3 separate regions of the Homo sapiens genome follow, and regions 1 and 2 are each linked to region 3. The links are chromatin contacts, found by Hi-C or POLR2A ChIA-PET in ENCODE. All regions are on one chromosome and are shown on one strand. Each heading gives the region's core, a stretch centred on a gene start or an enhancer-like site at or near the end of the contact. The rest is flanking DNA. Distances are from core to core; before and after follow the strand shown. Region 1 holds the start of CCDC71 (coiled-coil domain containing 71). Region 2 holds the start of C3orf62 (chromosome 3 open reading frame 62). Region 3 has its middle 14 kb from the start of BSN-DT.

Region 1 (4,359 bases), core at 1,363-3,862, 370 kb after region 3:
AGGCCACTGCCTTCATTCACATCTAAAGCTCCATCACATCTCTCTGCTCAGATAGAGCTGGGTCCAGGATCCACTGAGAACCATATAAGGCTGGAGGGGCAGGTGGCTCACACGTGTAATACTAGCACTTTGGGAGGCTGAGGTGGGCAGATCACCTGAGGTCAGGAGTTCAAGACCAGCCTGGCCAACATGGTGAAACCCCAGCTTGACTAAAAATACAAAAAATTGGCCAGGCACAGTGGCTCACGCCTGTAATCCCAGCACTTTGGGAGGCCAAGGTGGGTGGATCATTTGAGGTCAGGAGCTTGAGACCAGCCTGGCCAACATGGTGAAACCCCACCTCTACTAAAAATACAAAAATTAGCCAGGTGTGATGGCAGGCGCCTGTAGTCCCAGCTACTCTGGAGGCTGAGGTAGGAGAATTGCTTGAACCTGGGAGGCAGAGGTTGCAGTGAGCTGAGATCACGCCACTGCACTCCAGCCTGGGCAACAAAGGAGACTGTCTCAAAAAAAAAAAAAAAAAAAAAAAAAAGGAAGAAGAAGGAAAAAAAGAACCATATAAGATGCCAAATGGAAAGCAAAGATTGGGTCCTGGGATCACCCTGTGTTCTCTCCCATCTCATCCTGTCTGGTCCCAGTTGTGCCTGTAGGCTCAGCAGCCACTAGAGTCCAGGTCAAGTCAGACTGCACTCTGATGAGCGCTCCCAAAGAGTTCCATCTAGGGCATACTGGGCACCAGGAGGCAAAAAGTTCGGCCCTACCACCCCCAAAGGGAGCTAGGTACCCCCATGATCCTTATCCCTAATCTCTATCATTTCCCCAGTTCTCATGTCTGGAAGGGACACAGCACAGCCGGAGGATGGACCTACCCTTCCTGGTTTTCCATTTGCCCTAACTTCTGAGCTGAACATCACCAGAGAGGGGTCTGGATATAACTGTACTGTTGCTATCCCTGGAGGATGGGCTCTGGCTCTCCATGGAAGGGGTTTCTGTTTGCACAGCCATGGCCCACCTGCACACAGGAGGCCAACACTGCCGGCTTTGGAGAAGCTGCAGAAGGTAACTGGTTGAATCGGTCCTGAATAAGTGAACAGTCAATCTTCAACCATGGACGGCCAGAGACTGGACTCACCCACAGCTGGGGACTGGGGGCACCAAGGTGGGGCTTCCTGACTGCACCCCATGAGATCCTGGCCCCTGGGACCCTACTCTTGCTTTCTCTCCACCAGGAAAAAAAGGCTAGAAGCACTGACCCCAGAGGAACAGGAGATTTTGCAGTTCCTGCTAGATACCTTGGCTATACTTAAAAGCAGCGAGGACCTCACCATTAGTGCTGAGGCCCTGGGAAGCTAAGAGGCACCAGATGAGGCCTATGGCACTGCTGGGTGGACTAGGCACTTGTCTTTAGGAGTGCCTGGACCCCTCTGTATAAGCAGGGAAAATACAGAGCAACCAGAGGATCCTGGTTGGAAAAAGGGCAGGAAAAAGGGCTAGTACCCAGTCCCTAAATGAAGCATCCCGCCACCCTCCTGTGATTGCCAATAGGCTTCCACCTGACCCCAACTACCAAATAAGGCACCACTGCAAGGGTCAGAGTCCAAGAGTTGTGGCAATATTTCTGCCTCCTGGCTCAGGCTCTGACCCTAGTGCAAATGCCCCCACTACCTCATCCATGAAACCAGGGCTCCCAGGATGGTTCCCAACCTGGACTTGCAAACCTCTGACTAATGGGACCTTTGGTCAGAGCTGTGGAGACCACTCTGACCTCTCACTGAAGTCACAGACCCCTAGGGTTGATTTTGACCTGTGTCCTATAACCACCACCCCGTACTAGCCCAAGAGCATGGATAAAAAGACTGAGGTCCCAGACTCCTAGGCAAAAGGAAAGGGGTTCTGGGCAGTGTTAAGACTGGAAGCAGGACTTCCTTCCATTGAGGGGCTGAGGCTGGGCCAGTGACTATACCTGCCCCCACCTGCCTGAGCAAGTATACTCAGGCCCACAGTGGTATACTGGAGCCCCCAGACTCCATGTGCGCTTGGGCTTGCGTGCACCACTTGTGATCACGTGCACACCAGCCTTTCATGCCATGTGCCACAGGCCCTATTCTCAGGAAGAGAGGAAGGCCTGCTGTCCTCGGAGAAGATACCCTTACTGCAAAACAAAGGAGATCACCTGAGACTCCCTGTCAGGAGGCACTCCTCTTTCACCCTCTGGTCAGGTGTCTGGGACTGAAGTGGGCATTGTCAGTGGCTAAAGATAGATCAGAGGGTGGAAGATGGCCTGAACCTTGTCAGGAGCCCCTCCCAGATGTCAATGCACCACTAGCTCCCCTCAGAAAAGGTGTCAGATGACCCCTAATCCAGTCTTGGCCGGGCTCTAGTGAGTCCTTGCCTGGGGCCGCGTCAGAGGGCACCTCTGTTCTTCAGACTTCTGCACAGGGCCGAACGGGTTTGGAGCAGTCACCGCGGCCACCACCTCCAGGCAGTCCTCCTTGGTACCCAATCTGCTCCGCCCCCAGACTTTGTGGGGAAATGGGGTCTCAGGGGTCAAGGGTCGGTAGGGCGGGCTGGGTCCCGGAAGCGGAAGCGCAGTGCACTTCCGGCGCGCAGCGGGCGGCCATGTTGGAGCAGCGGAGGCGGCGCAGAGGCGCGTCTTGGGTCCCCGCGGCGGCGCCGGTAGGTTGGAGCCGCGGGCCTAGCCGCGCCGCGGAGGGGCGGCCCGCGAGGCGGCAGGGCGGACGGGCAAGCGGCCAACTCTTCCCGGACCCGCGTCCTCCGCCGGCCTGGCCGAGACCCCCCACCCCACCCCCACCCCGCGCCCAGCGACCCCACCCTGGGGCTGTGCGGTCCCGGTAGGGCTAGCACCGTTCACCCTGTACATTTCGCTGCCTCAGTGACCCCCGCCTCACGGCTTGGGCCCTAAGGACGTGCATTCCCAGCCTGAGGGCCCCGATCTGCCCCCTCCCCCGGTCTGCCTGTGTGGCGCCTCTCTCACGCCCTATCTTCCGTCAACTTCTCCTGCCTTCCCCGGGGGCACGTGTGAAGGGAAGTCGGAGGCCGGGCAGGAGCCTCTGTTTCCGAAGCTTCTCGAAAGCCCAGAAAACCCCTCCCAAGAGCCCAGCCTAACCTGGGTGGAAGAGCCCCCAGGTCACCCCAAATATTTGCGCTGGGGCGCGTGTGAGGGTGGGAAATAGGTCCCTCTCTCTTCTACAGTTCACAGCTCTGGGAACTACATCCCTTCAAAAAACATTAATAAAGAACTAAAGTCATGTGCAAGGATTGTGCTTGGAGAACGGTCTCTGGGGAGGGGAAGTGCCCAAGACACCTGAGGATCCAAGAATGTTTCCAAACAAAGAGCCCTAGGGCATTTCCTCCAGGGTATTCTGAAGACTTCATCTGCTGCATTAGAGCGGTGGGAAGAAACTACACAGACGGGCCTCATGGCCCGAGGGACCTGCCTGATCCTGGCTGATCTTTTAATGCTCTGGTGCAGCTGGGGAGCTGCCTCTTGCTTCTGGGAACCCTCAGTGTTGGGTTGGGTATTAGATGTTAGTTATGATTGATGTCCACAGCTTCTTTAAAGAAGTCTGGGAGTAGTTAGGTGTTCTCAGTCACCTCCATCTGGGCTGTACTGAGGTCTGTGGCCCTCCAAGTCTTAGGTAGGACAGTGCATACCGCTAATGTCCCCTTGACTCACCATCCTACTTGCAGCCTTTGGCTCCCATTGTCCTTAAACTTTGGGATCTTGGTCTGGCTTCCTGGTCCCTGGTCTGCCTGGTTGCCTAGAGAGATGTCATTGGCACCTGCTACTCATCAGCTTTTTAGTTTCTGTTGAAGAAAAGTCCGACTCTTGATTAGGTCTCCATGCCTCTGGAGCTAGAAAATGGGTTGCTGAGTACCCTGTCTAGAGACTGAAAACAGAACTTCTGGTGGGCAGGGAGATTCCCCCACCCCACTCCAGCTCCACACATGAACAGCAGCAGCTGGAGAAACAGATGGGCATGGACAGTGGGTGTAAGTCTGGGCCCTTTGGCTAACATTCAGGGTTCTTTGTTGCTCTATCCTCGCCTGTTTTTTCACCTAGATCCCAGATCCCACACCAAGTATGCCTTAACCCTTTCTCACTTTGGAGCCATTGCATTAGCTATTCCCCTTTTTGTTCCATTTCCATCTAATCATTTTTCATTCATCACTCATATCCTAGCTAGGTGTTGTCTCTCCCAGGAATCCTTTCCTGACCCATTGGCAAACTGAGCTGAATGCCAGCATTCACTCCCAAGAATCTTAACAGTGTCTTTTTCTGGCCTTCTAACCTAGGTTCCTTGAGGACAGGGATATTGCCTGTATTCCCAGAGCTGA
Region 2 (3,989 bases), core at 777-3,276, 260 kb after region 3:
TTAAATCTTAGAAGTTTCAGCTCCTTTTATGGGTTCCCTGGTTTTGGATTATTGCACATAGCCATCCTGAAGATTGGCACTGAATAGCTCTGTTTTTTCTATTAGTTTCCCAAAATTATAGTTTAAAATCTTGGTCCCTGACAGCTCCATTTTTAGCCTTTTGATCCTTTTTGAGAAGGAACAGATTAGAAAAGAAGGTGAGTTGTTTTTTGGTTGTTAAGACACACACTGTAAACTTTTTTAATTTCAGGGGTTTTGTTTTGGGGATTTTTGTGTTTATTTAGTGCAAGCCTAATAAGCTAGCCAGATTAATTCTCTGGAGACCGCTAGAGTATTTTCTTTGTTGACTTGGCAGACACTGCATATGCGAAGAACAAACTGAATGGTAAATGGTATTACTTTGATGATAGCAACGTGTCCCTGGCCTCTGAGGATCAGATAGTGGTGAGTAGGCCATGATATGTGGTTCTTCCTCATGTCGTTATGGATTAAAGCTGGGAAGAGCCTCTATCAGGCTAGTTGGTTATTTCATCATCCTGATGTGATAGTGGGAGCTAGGTGTGACAGAGCTGGCTGGCATTCCTTCAGGGACCTTCATAAATGAGAAGCTCAGCTCTCCTCAGAGTTCTCTGCACAAGGCTCCTTCCATTTCCTGCTGCCTGGCAGGGGCAGCCATCCTCAGGTGGAAGGGTCTCCTCTGTGTGGATATGGCAGATCCTTGAGGGTTTTGGACAGCTAGAGAAAAGCTGGGGAAAATGGGTGATTTTTCCAAGCACTGAATGGTCTTTCCCCCTCTTGTATTTCAGACTAAAGCAGCTTATGTGCTATTTTACCAACGTCGAGATGATGAATTTTATAAGACACCTTCACTTAGCAGTTCTGGTTCCTCTGATGGAGGGACACGACCAAGCAGCTCTCAGCAGGGCTTTGGGGATGATGAGGCTTGCAGCATGGACACCAACTAATGCTGACTCCACGATCCTGCCACCCTGTAGCGCCAGTGTAATCCCCCAGGAGAACATCTTTGACACTCTGCAGACTGCTAGTGTTCTGTCTAAAAACCAGACAAGGAAATACCCTTCTTTTATGAGCAGAAGGAAACAAAAAAAAAAAAAGAAGACCGTTTACCTAGAAGAAGCTATGTCAAGAGGCTGAATTATTTTTATTTTTAAACAGGTGGTGAGAAATTTCTGTGAAACCTGTGAAGCTGAAAAGGGGGTGGGATGGGGGTACTCAATGGAGTATGTCTGATGGATCCCGAAGAATGGAGAGGAACACAGGCGCTGAGTATGGAGCAGCCTGGAGACCCACCCCACCTGCAGGGCTGCCCTGAGCGCCTGGATTTCTGGTTCTGATGCCAATACTAGTCACCCCAAGTAGTCTGCTCACAGTAACCCAAACCTCAAGTAAACTCCCCTTTCCCTCGCTATGTGCACTGATATGGGTTTATAATTTTCTGAAAGTTACCCACTGAAGCCCATTTCTCCGTTGAGTCATCTTGTAATTTCCAGCTTTCTCCCCGCTAAGGAAGATATCTAGTGTTGGGGATCCTGGCCCCTCAACCTCCTGTGGAACCCAGCAGTTCTGTTATATCCCCTGCTACCCTAGATGAATTAAGACGGTTAAATACTGTGTGGAACTTTTATTAGATAACACACTTTTTATTAGATAACGCTTAAAGGAAGTCAGTACATAAAACTGCCCGGTGCTGTGTCCCGTCTAGTTGTTTCCATGTTGGCTTGAGAACAGAAATCTTTGTGGGAGTTAGCCGGGAAAGGGCTCCAGTTCATGGCGATTTAGGGTAGTAATACATTTTGGTGTTACCCAGATGCTTTCTAGAACGGGTTCTTTCCTCATCCCTGCCAAGACTCTTCCCGGGGCCCCCATTCGAAAGCCCCGTCCCCACTCCCACCGCGGGGCCAGCCGCTGCGTGTGGGCAAGGCCTTAAGGAACCGGACGTATGGGTCCGGGATTTTTTGTCTGACCTTCAACCTAATCCGTGGGGGTTTGGGGCCTGCGCGGGGCACGCGCATGCGATGACCGTTGGATGGGTCGGCGTCACTGCGCTGCGGGTGAGGACAAGGACGTGGCTGCCGACTCGCCAAAGGGGGGGTGCCGGTAGGGCCAGCGGCCTGGGAGCCGCGGTGGGGCGGGAGGCAGCGGCGGGGCGGGCCAGGAAGCTGTGGGAAGTGGGGCGGGGCGTCTTTGGGGCTTCTGGCAGATGGCGGGTTCCTCCGCGAGAGCCGAGAACCGCCTACTCCAGGAGGAAAGCCCGAGGGTTGTGGGTCCTGCTATAGCCAGGGCCAAGCTCCAGGAAATCGTGGCCATTCAGGGGTAGTTTGCAGCCTCATTTGTAACATTATTGTGTTGTCCTGTGCATTTCCAATGCATTACATAAAGACATGGTCGCTTTTAGGAGAAATGTCTGAAAAACTAAGAAGATGCAGAAAGGAACTGACTGCAGCCATTGACCGGGCCTTTGAAGGAGTTAGTTATTCCCAGGAGTGCACAGGCCAGCAGAGGCTGGAACTGAGCGCCGCGCCGCTCTCCTTCTCGCTGCCCGTGCACAGGCTCCTCTGCAGAAGACATCCTCTGGCAGCCTGCTCTTCTGCTGCTCCTTTTGCTGCTGTCCCATGTGCTCCTGAGAATGAGAACCCTGCCTTTGCAACAAACCATGCCCCGGTAAATGCAAAACCACATGCTCTGTGCCCCGAGAGAAAACCTCTAACCAGCAAGGAAAATGTATTGATGCATTCCTCCATTTTGGCACCTGAAAGAGAGTCTTGGAGAACTGCAGGAGAGGGGGAAAACTGGAGAAAAGAAAATTTAAGGTGATTCTAATTTTGATGGTTTAACAGCTACAATTAAGGGGATTCTTGTTTCTGAAAAAGTTGTTGAAGATCCTAGATTTAGTTCATGACAGTGCTCTTGCCTCCTCTTGGCAGCTCTGTGACTGCATTTGGGGAGTTGACAGACATTCTTCAGAATCTGGCCTAGGAAACAGTTATATTTTGTGTATATGTTCCAGTTGAGGGGCTAGTTGTCAATCGTTGATGTCAAAAACCAGTCATGGAAACCACTTTGCAGTACCCAAAGGGGTAGTGGATGTAAAATAACCGGGTTTTAAAAATAACCTTATTTTTTAAGTTGCAGAAACAAAAGTCTTAATTCCATCTTAACTCCTGTGTTTGAATCTGGACACTGGGGCCTTTGATACCCTCCTTTGCCCACATTAGGGAGAGGCTTAATTGAAGGCTGGGCCCTACTTCCTGGCTTCATCTTTGCCTCTGCTCCCCGCTCTTACCCCAGATCTTTTTGGACCATCACCAGGTCTCTTCTAGACTTTTTCTTCTCCCGAGTAACTTGAAATTGCCTGGTCCCAGGCACCTTGACTTGGAGAAGGGATGAATGTATGAGATGAAACTTCAGGCCGGGCGCGGTGGCTCACACTTGTAATCCCAGCACTTTGGGAGGCCGAGGCGGGCAGATCACGAGGTCAGGAGATCGAGACCATCCTGGCTAACACGGTGAAACTCTGTCTCTACTAAAAATACAAAAAATTAGCCGGGCGTGGTGGCGGGCGCCTGTAGTCCCAGCTACTCGGGAGGCTGAGGCAGGAGAATGGCATGAACCCGGGAGGCGGAGCTTGCAGTGAGCCGAGATCACGCCACTGCACTCCAGCCTGGGCGACAGAGCGAGACTCCGTATCAAAAAAAAAAAAAAAAAAAAAAAAAAAAACTTCAAAGTTCTGCCATCTTGGCTGCTTCATAGGAAGGGGATAAAGAGGCCATTTAATTGGTTCAACTCCACAAGAATTTTTTTCCTTTCAACTCCACAAATATTTATATTGGTACTCATAAGCAGTGCAGGCCTTGCCGGGTGTGGTGGCACGCCTGTAATCTCAGCACTTTGGGAGGCTGAGGTGGGTGGATCGCTTGAGGTCTGGTGAAACCCCGTCTCCACTAAAAATACAAACATAAGCCGAGCGT
Region 3 (4,485 bases), core at 1,116-3,615:
GGGGCTGGAGATATGGTGGACATTCCTCAGCAGGGTTGAAATTCCTTTCAGGGGCTGAAGGGGAGGGGTGAAAAGGGGACTGGGAGTTTTCGTTTAGCAATAAAACTTGATGAGGGGAGCAAGACTGATAGAGGGAAAGTTTTGAGTGTAAATACATGAAATCTTGGATATAAGGGACCTCGGACCAGTTGCCATTTTGTTGTAAGAAATTGTTAAGATTGCTCGGGCTGGGCCGAGCGCGGTGGCTCATGCCTGTAATCCCAGCACTTTGGGAGGCCGAAGTGGGCAGATCATGAAGTCAAGAGATCAAGACCATCCTGGCAAACACGGTGAATCCCCTTCTCTACTAAAAATACAAAAATTAGCTGGGCGTGGTGGCACGTGCCTGTAGCCCCAGCTACTCGGGAGGCTGAGGCAGGAGAATCGCTTGAACCTGGGAGGCAGAGGTTGCAGTGAGCCGAGATTGTGGAGTGCACTCCAGCCTGGTGACAGAGCGATACTCCATCTCAAAAAAAAAAAAAGATTGTTTGGGCTGGGCATTGTGGCTCACGCCTGTAATCTCAACACTTTGGGAGGCCAAGGCGGGCAGATCACCTGAGGTCAGGAGTTTGAGACCAGCCTGGCCAACATGGCGAAACCCCATCTCTACTAAAAATACAAAAAACTAGCTGGGTGTGGTGGTACACACCTGTAATCCCAGCTACTAGGGAGACTGAGGCAAAAGAATCTCTTGACCCTGGAAGGCAGAGGTTGCAGTGAGCTGAGATTGTACCACTGCACTCCAGCCTGGATGACAGAGCGAGACTCCGCCTCAAAAAAAAAAAAAAGAAAAAAAAAAAACGATTGCATTGAAGTTGGGGCTTGAAAGTGCCACTTTCCGGCCAGTAACTCAGTAACTGACATTATCCAGTTTGTACTGTGGCCAGGCCACGGTGCAGAAGAAAATTAACTGTTTAGGTTTTATAATGTCAGTAAGTCCCAACTGAACGTTGATTTTGTTGTTTTTGTTTTTGTTTTTGTATGACAGAGTTTCGCCCAGGCTAGAATGCAGTGGCGAGATCTCGGCTCACTGCAACCTCCACCTCCCGGGTTCAAGCGGTTCTTCTGCCCCAGCCTCTCGAGTAGCTGGGACTACAGGTGTGCACCACCACACCTGGCTAGTTTTTGCATTTTTAGTAGAGACGGGGTTTCACCATGTTGGCCAGGCTGGTCTTGAACTCCTAACCTCAGGTGATCCACCCGCCTTGGCCTCCCAAAGTGCTGGGATTACAGGCGTGAGCCGCTAGGCCCGGCCTCTCTCAAGACCTTTTGCAACGGAAGTGGGAAGTGATCCTAGACTACTGGCTCCAATTCCCTAGAAAGGGAGCTGGTCTGGCGTGAGCTCTGGACCATTTTGGCAGGCTCCAAACTTGGTTTTGCCCTCTATAGCCTAAGGATGCGACACCATGCGGACAGAAGACAACAGCACCCTCAGCCCTGGCCCTGGCCAGCTCCCAACTGGATGTCCCTGCTGTTCCAATGCATGCCTAGAGCTGTGAAGACTGCTTTGGGAAAGGTGTTTCCTGGGGTTTCAGGGTACCCCCACTCAGGGAAAGAGTAAGTCGCCAGCAGCCTCATCCCACGTCTGCTTCTAGTGCCAAGCAGGGGGACCCAATCACACAAGTGGAGGCACCTCATCTCCATCCAGTACCCTCCCAGATCTCACAGTACCCTATCAGGCTACCCCCTTTAGGCGGTGCCCTCAGGAGCTCTCTGGCTGGAGGAAGGAGAGACAGAGAGGCCCTGCAAGCGCTGAGCTCTATCTATACCGTGTGCAGGTCCCGCGCTGGCTCCGCGGGGCACGGGGCCTGGAGGCAGGCAAACGCTAAGGCGAGGGAGTACGCACAGGAGGGCTCCTTATTGGTTCCCCACCTCTGAATTAAAGGTTTGCTGACTGGGGTCTCGGTAGCGGAAGCCTGGGCCCCAGACTCGCCCCTCTTATTGCCTGCTCGCTTCCCTTGCCTAGGGAGAAGGGCACTGGCGAATCACAGGCTCCCCAGTTGCAGCTACACTCGCCCCGATGCCCTCAGGGACTGTGCGGCAGTGGTGGAGAGAAGACAAGTCTAGTTACACCACCAGCTAGCGGCCGCGCTCGGACTGGCTCCCCGCGGTTGGGCTACTCGCGGGCTTCGCCCCGCCCGCCCGCCGGCCCCACGGCCTTAGCCCTGCCCACAGCCCCGCTCGGCCCCGCGCTGCCGGAGATTTTCGTCCGCTCCCGAGCGGCCTCAGCTCGACCCACGGCCGGCCTCCGGAGGCTAGCGCTTTCCGGGAGCTGGCGGCGTTATTAGCCCCGCCCACAGCCCGACTCTTCAGCCCCGCCCACCGCTGGCGACTTAATCCTCTGGCGCCACCTCCTGGGAGGCCGCGGACACTGTCTCCCTCTTCGGCCCAGAGCTGCTCCTGGCAGTCCACTCTGCTGGGCTCACCTGGGGGGCATCTGGAGCCACTACCAAGGTTGGGAGCTCTCCCTATCCCCAGCCCGAACCTGCCCAAGGCCCTGCGTCTCGCCACACGGAGCCTTCACAGGGACATGGACAGAACAATTCGTCTGACCCGAACTGAGACTCTAGGATAATCGCCACCAAAACTGGGGGTAGTGGGGCTAACCAGGGCCCCAGCAACCCGGTCTTCATGCTGCCCATGCCCTAGGCTGTCCTTAGGAGGGCCCCTCCTGCAGGAGCACCCGAACTCCAGCTGATGGGAGCCCCCACTTTGAACCTCTTGCCGAACCTCCTCTAGATCTTCTAGGGTCCCCACAGGGAAATGGTACCCAGCATTTCTCCATAGGTGCTTCAAATAATTCTTTGCTGCTCTACAACAGGAACAGAATTTCATCATCAGAATTAAACCTGGCCGGGCACGGTAGCTCACGCCTGTAATCCCAGCACTTTGGGAGGCCGAGGTGAGTGGATCACCTGAGGTCAGGAGTTCAACACCAGCCTGGCCAACATGGTGAAACCTTGTCTCTACTAAAAATACAAAAATTAGCCGGCCGTGGTGGCGGATGCCTGTAATCCCAGCTACTCCAGAGGTTGAGGCAGGAGGATCGCTTGAATCCGGGAAGTGGAGGTTGCAGTGAGCCGAGATGGTGCCACTGCACTCCAGCCTGGCCGACAGAGCAAGACGCTGTCTCAAAATAATAATAGTAGTAGTAGTAATAATAATAATAATAATAATAATAATAATAATAATAATAATAAAACCTAAAGTGTTTGGGTCATATTTAGAACTGAACACGCCTCACACTAGCCACAAGACCCAGACCAATAACTCCCTTGCCCTCTCTGGGCCTCAGTGACTTTGCCTCAAGGTAGTTGTGAGGAAGGTGAGCAAAACAGGGAAAGAGTCACCAATGGATTTGGATTTTTAAGATATTGAAATCCCAGGCCAGGCGCGGTGGCTCACGCCTGTAATCCCAGCACTTTGGGAGGCCAAGGCAGGCGGATCACAAGGTCAGGAGATCGAGACCATCCTGGCTAAAACGGTGAAACCCCGTCTCTACTAAAAATACAAAAAAATTAGCCGGGCGTGGTGGCGGGCACCTGTAGTCCCAGCTACTCGGGAGGCTGAGACAGGAGAATGGCATGAACCCAGGAGGTGGAGCTTGCAGTGAGCTGAGATTGGGCCACTGCACCAGTCTGGGTGACAGAGCAAGACTCCATCTCAAAATAATAATAATAATAATAATAATAATAATAATACAAAAAATGAGCCAGGCGTGGTGGCACACACCTGTAGTCCCAGCTACTTGGGAGGCTGAGGCAGGTGAATCGCTTGAACCTGGGAGGCGGAGGTTGCAGTGAGCCAAGATGGCACCACTGCACTCCAGCCTGGGTGACAGAGCGAGACTCCGTCTCAAAAAAAAAAAAAAAAAGGAAATCCCAGCGCTTTGGGAGGCCAAGGCGGGAGGATCACTTACTTGAGGTCAGGAGTTCGAAACCAGCCTAGCCAAGATGGCGAAACCCCATCTCTACTAAAAAAAATACAAAAATTAGCTGGGTGTGGTAGCACGTGCCTGTAGTCCTAGCTACTTGGGAGGCTGAGACATGAGAATCGCCTTAACCCCGGAGGCAGAGGTTGCAGTGAGCCAAAATCACAACACTGCACTCTAGCCTGGGCCATAGAGCAAGACTTTCAAAAAAAAAAGAAAAAAAGAAAAAAAGAAATAGGCCGAGTGCAGTGGCTCATGCCTATAATCCTAGGACTTTGGGAGGCTGAGGTGGGTGGACTGCCTGAGCTCAGGAGTTCGAGACCAGCCTGGGTCACATGGTGAAACCCCATCTCTACTAAAATACAAAAAATTAGCCAGGCGTGGCAGCATGCACCTGTAGTCCCAGCTACTCAGGAGGCTGAGGCAGGAGAATTGCTAGAACCCAGGAGGCGGAGGTTGCAGTGAGCTGAGATTGTGCCACTGCACTCCAGCCTGGGCGACAGAGCAAGACTCAG

What was found. A loop is a pair of places that touch in the nucleus more often than their neighbours do. ChIA-PET counts read pairs that join two places held with the same protein, here RNA polymerase II (POLR2A). Pooled maps may share reads with other maps.
Region 1: a loop to region 3 is called in a pooled map, with 12 times the contacts of the local background. The contact joins the promoter of CCDC71 here to the enhancer-like site in region 3. A Hi-C loop is called at or near these places in 5 of 50 pooled maps. POLR2A ChIA-PET finds 5 or more read pairs at or near these places in 2 of 52 experiments (H1 and Panc1).
Region 2: a loop to region 3 is called in a pooled map, with 5 times the contacts of the local background. The contact joins the promoter of C3orf62 here to the enhancer-like site in region 3. A Hi-C loop is called at or near these places in 5 of 50 pooled maps. POLR2A ChIA-PET finds 5 or more read pairs at or near these places in 2 of 52 experiments (GM12878 and activated CD8-positive, alpha-beta memory T cell).

What each region holds. Positions count from the first base shown.
Region 1 is chr3:49,164,584-49,168,942 of GRCh38, reverse strand. It overlaps CCDC71 (coiled-coil domain containing 71), which reads left to right and starts at 2,612. Exons shown (of 2, transcript NM_022903.4): 1 at 2,612-2,676. RefSeq lists enhancers at 2,331-2,450, 2,471-2,540 and silencers at 2,691-2,770, 2,791-2,850.
Region 2 is chr3:49,275,269-49,279,257 of GRCh38, reverse strand. It overlaps C3orf62 (chromosome 3 open reading frame 62), which reads left to right and starts at 2,026. Exons shown (of 3, transcript NM_198562.3): 1 at 2,026-2,831. The coding sequence starts at 2,386. USP4 (ubiquitin specific peptidase 4) reads left to right here. Exons shown (of 22, transcript NM_003363.4): 21 at 356-444; 22 at 807-2,114. The coding sequence ends at 965. RefSeq lists a silencer at 2,003-2,202 and an enhancer at 2,343-2,412.
Region 3 is chr3:49,537,736-49,542,220 of GRCh38, reverse strand. No RefSeq gene overlaps it. Among named protein-coding and RNA genes, the nearest start is that of BSN-DT, 14 kb to the left of the region's middle. RefSeq lists a silencer at 2,029-2,258 and an enhancer at 4,465-4,485. Within about 2 kb of position 2,365, at least 24 of the 41 ENCODE cell types and tissues checked have a DNase peak (open chromatin) inside an H3K27ac peak, as active enhancers do.